Regions from separate parts of the Homo sapiens genome. Here region 2 is linked to region 1. A link is a loop called in an ENCODE intact Hi-C map of the cell type or tissue named here. Cell type or tissue: IMR-90. All regions are shown on one strand. Each heading gives the region's core, and the rest is flanking DNA. Links, peaks and the distances in the headings are about the cores only.

What was found. Hi-C counts contacts between places; a loop is a spot of excess contacts. Peaks named below come from ENCODE experiments on the same cell type or tissue, not always from the same donor. Only the 100,000 strongest peaks of a DNase experiment are listed, where the experiment ranks them.
Region 2: a loop joins it to region 1, with 5 times the contacts of the local background. A loop is called at or near these places in 6 of 110 quality-filtered maps.

Annotation. Positions count from the first base shown.
Region 1 is chr5:135,331,013-135,333,943 of GRCh38, reverse strand. It overlaps PITX1-AS1 (PITX1 antisense RNA 1), which reads right to left. Exons shown (of 6, transcript NR_161235.1): 4 at 1-186. Among named protein-coding and RNA genes, the nearest start is that of MACROH2A1, 67 kb to the left of the region's middle. In IMR-90, for the core only: a CTCF peak has its summit at 1,200 (motif pointing right); a DNase peak (open chromatin) is centred at 1,223.
Region 2 is chr5:135,263,168-135,266,098 of GRCh38, reverse strand. All of the region lies in intron 3 of PITX1-AS1 (PITX1 antisense RNA 1), which reads right to left. Among named protein-coding and RNA genes, the nearest start is that of LINC02900, 16 kb to the right of the region's middle. In IMR-90, for the core only: a CTCF peak has its summit at 1,122; DNase peaks (open chromatin) are centred at 1,098 and 1,488; H3K27ac peaks cover 1,592 bases.

The DNA.
Region 1 (2,931 bases), core at 214-2,713:
GAGGCTGCTGGGTCTGTCATCCCTGCAGGACAGGATCCCTGGCAGAAGGGTGCGTGGAGCTTTCCAAGGAGAAGCCGCCACAGCCAAGGCTCCTGGGATGTGCTGGCAGCTTTCACGTGCCTTCTCACCGCCAAGGCTGTTGAGGGATGTTGATTATCTAGGAAGACCTCAGCCAAGCCAGAGTAGCTAAAATATATGTTAGCAAAACATGGACACTTTTTGCTTCAAAGGGCACTTACACCTTAACCTAAATTTGCCTAAAATACACAGAAGACTCTTTCCGTCTCTTGAAAGAAAGAAAGAGGAAAAAAGAAAAGAGAAAGAAAAGAAAGAAGCCTGCGTCTAAAGCAGACTTTAACCAGGAAGAAATATGCAGTACACTTCATATCGTGGCCGAATGTAAAGGATCATTTTTCCTTCCCAAACTGTGCCTAATACAAACTCCTCAAAACAGAAGGTCCTAGACCATCACACAACCAATCTTTTCCATGAAAGGCAAAGATTTCCAACTTAAACCTGAAAGTTGATTTTTCAAAATTTTATCTGAACATAAGGAGTTATGTTACGTTTCTTTTCCAAGATCTTTGCTGGGTCTAGATTATGTATTCCTATTTCTTGATTTGAAATGAGAGAGAACGGTGGAGGAGGTGGGGGACTGCATTATCTTTTTAAGAAGCTGATCTTAAAATGATACCACTTCATAGTTAATACCAGCAAACTGCTTAGTCAAACCATACTATGCGGCCCTCCACCCAAGAGCATTGTTTGTGCAGGTAGGATCTGCAGTGTGGATGGAGGGTAATGGAAAATTGTGGCCACTGTTAGCTGGTCAGACTGATATTTACTGTATGTCAGGTACTGTGCTGAGTCCTTCATGGGTATCATTTCGTTTGGTCCTTGCAATAACCCTATAGGGCAGGTCCTATTATTAGATGCATTTTTTAGCTGGAGGTGATCACACTGCTGAAAAGTGACAACCAGATTCAAATGCAGAGTTTCTGACTACTGTGATATAGGGTCCCGGATGGCACGTGCTTACCAGCAGCCAAAGAGAGTCCATTTGGCCTTGGAATTTCTAACTCAGAGACTGAAACACAGAGGGACTTGTAGGTGGAACCAAGGTTTAAATGACTTAATTGGATGGGCTTACCTTTGGAGGAACACCATAGAAGCAAATGTGTTTTTCAAAGATCTTCCACTAGATGTCACCAAAAGGACTGAGAACTAGAGAAAAGGGCTGCGATTTCTGCTCTCCTTGTAAGATTGCACAAAAGAATAAATTGCATTTATCGCTGTTTGCATGAATGATTTACCATAATCACCTAAATGTTTCTAAACTTTGAATAATCCAAAGTGCATCATGCCCTGTGATGTGGGCACACTGTAGAAATTCTTTTCAATGAAACTGAGGGAAAGTGAGCCAACAAGTTGCCTGGGGTTCCCACCATTGCTAAGCCACTCAGTTCGTTTTTAAAACTGGGATCAAAAACTGTTCTCTGATGTCAGCCTCATGCTTTAAGGGGGGAAAAAAGCTCATTACTTTTAAAAAATTGGTGCAACTGCAAGGAACGTCTTGAAATGCACACATGCCTCTATTCAAAAGACAAGTTTGCACTTAGTAAAACTTAACAGAAATGCAAGTATTTTGTGAGGGGGTAAAATCCTGCAGGTTCTAGAGAGGTTAAGTGTTGCAGCCCAGCCCTTCTCTTCACTGTAAGCCTTCAGAGGCAGGCTTGCAGTGGGTGTCACCGACAGAGCTGTCCCATCCACTGTCGCTGTGCTGAGTCCCCCCAGCCTCCCTCGAACTCAGAGCCATGCAACCCTGTGATCCAACAGCAGCATTAGGCAGACAATACCCACTCCCATTCATTTCTCAAGAACAATTCTTGCCCTCAACAGCTGGGCCCTGCCCTGAATAATCCAGACGATTTTCTCAGTGCTCCTCCATGGGCCCCTTTAAATGACATCTGAGATCTAACGCAATGCTGTGGCTCCAACTGGTACTGAACTGACAATAACAGCCACTGTATGTGTGTGTCCTCTACATACATCATTGACTTCTCATGGCAAACCTATGAGGTAGGTAATACTATCTCTGTTTTACAGACAAGGAAACTATGACACAGAGAGGTGAAGTGTATTCCCTAAGGTCACACAGCCATGAATGGTGGAAGTGGGATTTGAACCCAGCTCTGACTCTACAACGAGCTCCCTGGAGCTGAACTCTCCTTTGCTATCCATCCCAATATTTTGTTCTTCAGGTTATACAGGGCTTCTTACGTGCTCACTGGGAGCTCCTGTGTGGCTGGCCCTGGGAACATAAACAGAACTTGTTGGATGACAGATGAATAGGAATGTGCATTTAAAGCAATCCAGTGATCAACAAGGACTTACTAAATGCTTTCTATGAAAGAGGCCTCGGATTAAGGGTTTCTTACAAAGGCAGGTAAGCAAGCATTGTCCAGCAAGCACTAAACTCAGAGAAGTACCTGCTAAAAAGGCAGGGGCTCAGGGCAGGGAGTTTTGCTCACTGGCTGAGCAGGCTCAGGGAGGGCTTCTTGGGGCAGAAAACCTAGTGCTGAATTTGATAGGAAAGGTTGGAATCTCCCAGGTCAGGAGGGCAAAGCAATGGGTAACAGATGGCAAGCTGGCATAGAGGCTGCTCTATCAGCCCCAGCTGGGGAGCTCCTGCACCCTCTCTGTGGAGAATCTCAGTCTTCACCCGCTTCCCACCTAGGACAGCCACTTCAGCCCTGGCCTCTGCTCGCTACACGCCATCCCCAGCATTTGGAGTTGTCTATCCATGGATTTGTCTGTGGCAGAATTCCCCCTCCCATTCAGGGTCAGGTGACTGTATTTGGTCACAACTACAGTCAGCCCTGCCAGAGGAATTGGCTTACACTAAGGCAAAAAAAGAAGAGGTGGGTGTCC
Region 2 (2,931 bases), core at 174-2,673, 68 kb after region 1:
CTGCTCATGGACTCCGAGCTGGCAATCCCCAATCTGAGACTTGTGGCTTCCCTCCCAGAACCCACGAGAGTGACGGCTCCTTCTTCCCTCCGAGGCACTCACTGCTTCTCCCAAAACACCAAAGTACTGGCTCTCTCTCTTAATTTCAAAATCTTTGGCTTTAAAAATGTGTGCTTTCTGCTCAGAGGTACCAAGATCCCTTCATTTATTCAACAAATATTTAGCAAGTGCTTCCTGTGAGCTAGGCTGTGATCTTCACAGTGATGAGGTAGCAGTGAAGAAAACAGACAAAAATCCCTGCCTTTCAGGGCTTAAATTTTAGCAGAGGAGGCAGAAAGAAAATCTAATTAATAAATAAGTCATTTACCTAAGTGCTCTAAGATCAAGCCAGGCCCAGGCGTGGCGGGGTGGGAAGGGATCATGTTCAACCGGGTGGTCGGGAGGTTCCTTCCCAGCTCCTGCCTGTCCAGCCTTTATCTTCCTGCCGAGATGGTGTTATTATGGTTCCCAAATGTTTGAGGTTCAAGTGAAGAGTTCATCTGTAATGGGATTATTTCTCGCCCTGTTTGCTTTCATTACAGACCCACTCTCTCCAAGCATGAGAATCTAACCTTACCGAAAGCATATTTTGGTAATCTGATATAAACTAAATTTAAACTTTGACCTCCAACAATAAAAACGCTACTTTCCTTCTCTGAAGACCTGAAATTCAGATTAAGGGCCTGCCAGCTTCACTTTCCGGGTTTCTAACTGACTTCTAATTAGATTCTAAGCTTTACTCAGAAGGGGCTGGGGACGGGCCGGGGCCCATGGCGGACGGCAGCCAACTGGCCTGGTTTCTCCTCATTCCCATTAGAAGTCAGATGCTTCTAGCTTTCCCACACCCCGAATCCTGTGTTTTTGGTATTGTCACAGAGTACCAAGCTAGTGCAGAAAACTCAAAATAAAATTGCTGTCTCAAGCTACATTGCAAATTTGCTCTGATCCCGTTTTGCACGAACTGCTTTAATCCTGCTGCGGGTAAAGGTTAAGTATGAGCTTACTCAAATCTGCCCCCACGTCATGTTCTAATTCCTGTAGGTTATCTTAGTTAGAAATTAAGGCAAGCAACTGCGAGTCCACATGGGGGCTGTCTGCGGCCAGGGCTGCTCCCTTCGTCTAAGCCTTCAACAGCCTCGCCTGCCACCCCACTCGTGAACAATTTTCTGTTTTTCAGAGCTTGACATTCATATGTTGTTCAGGTTTGCTACACACAAAATTAATGCCATGCATTTCTTTTTTTTTTTTTTAAGAAAGAAATTAAATAAATGTCACAGTCTGGACCAGAATAAGCAACTGAAAATTCAAATTCAGGGATGTCCTACATTAATAACTATTCACCGAGGAAGCATTTCCTGTTTATACATTGAGCTAATGAGAATCCATCACTCCTGTCAAATACACTGAACACCAAATTCAAATGTCAAACCAAATGTAAGAGGTCACACATTTCCTTTGCTAACTAAAAGTGTAATTCATAAATATTATTGCTACCAAACTCTCCATCTACAACATTTGTTTAGAAATATGCACATGTAATATAAATTGTGATTAAGTTAAATGGGTATATTATTTCCTGTTTTAAGGGCTAACAGCAGCATGAATTATGCTTTACTGCAAAGAAGGGCTCAAGTCACAAGCGGGTCTGCTCGAGCCCAGCCCCACATTTTACACCCCCAGATTGTTTTTTGCACATTCATTCATAAATACTTTACATTACCCAGCCGCACTGATAACTTTCACTTCTGCTGCCTTATAAAATAGCTCTTACTGTTGAAAAGGTCAGCTAAATGGACGTAAACTTTGTATCTAGCTACACTTAAAAATAAAAGTGGAAAAACAAAGAAGATTTACAAAGCCAGGGTCTTCATTTACCTCCATAAGCACAGTACCAGGATTCAAATTAAACTGAAACTTCGCATCTGTGGCATGATTTAGTGAGATGAGACTTGTTAGCCTGGGAAGTGACAACACAGCATTTTAACTTCCAAAATTACCAGGGAGTACAGAAACAATTGGGAAGCGACCTTTCATTATTTTTGTCAGCAAATAAATTCAACTAATATCCTTAGTTCAAAAAACCTGTATACACATTAACATTTGTATTACTTTAGGAGGACAAAATGTATTCTAGCAAAGAAAACAAGGAAAGCAGAAAAAACAGAAATAGATTCTCACCTAACAACCTGATAGGGAAATGTCCTCATGGCATTCAAATAAAAGGGTGAAAAGAGAGACCAGAATCAAAGCTGACCCTTCCTGGTCATGCTCCGGCAGTTTAAGAAAGGCGTATAGTTTCATCCCCCCCGCCACCCCCAAAAATTATTACCAGTGACCAAAAATAAATAAATAAATAAAATTTTAAAAGCAAGCAAATAAACCCTACCCTCCCAGGCCTAGATTGAGAGGTTTTCTCCCTATAGGCAAGCAGGAGAGCTTTGCTCCAAATCCTAGCAGAGCCAAGCCAAATGAATCCCACGTCCACATCAGCGAGGCCTCTGGCCGGGTCTCCCTGGGCCAAGCCCACGCGGAGGAGAGCGGGTGGGTCAGGTGCTCCTCGGAGGAGCTCTGACTCATCACTGTGTTCCAAACCCTTTCAAAGGGGAGCCGACCTGATGCCATCGTGCCAGACAATTTTGCAATGAAACTAAGTCTTTGATGTCACAGACTGAGAGAGAGGGATAAGCTGGGCTCTTGAATAGATAACCGGGATGACTCCCAGCTTTTGAAGTCTAGTGAAGAGCATTTCATAAACTCCAGATTTAGAAGCAGATAATTAACAGATACCATTAAGGCTCGTATCCGTGGCTATGGCTGTGACCGCTGCCCCACAGCCAAGACGGACACCCTGCCCACGTGTCACGAGGCAGGCAGGGGCCCAATCCTTACCTG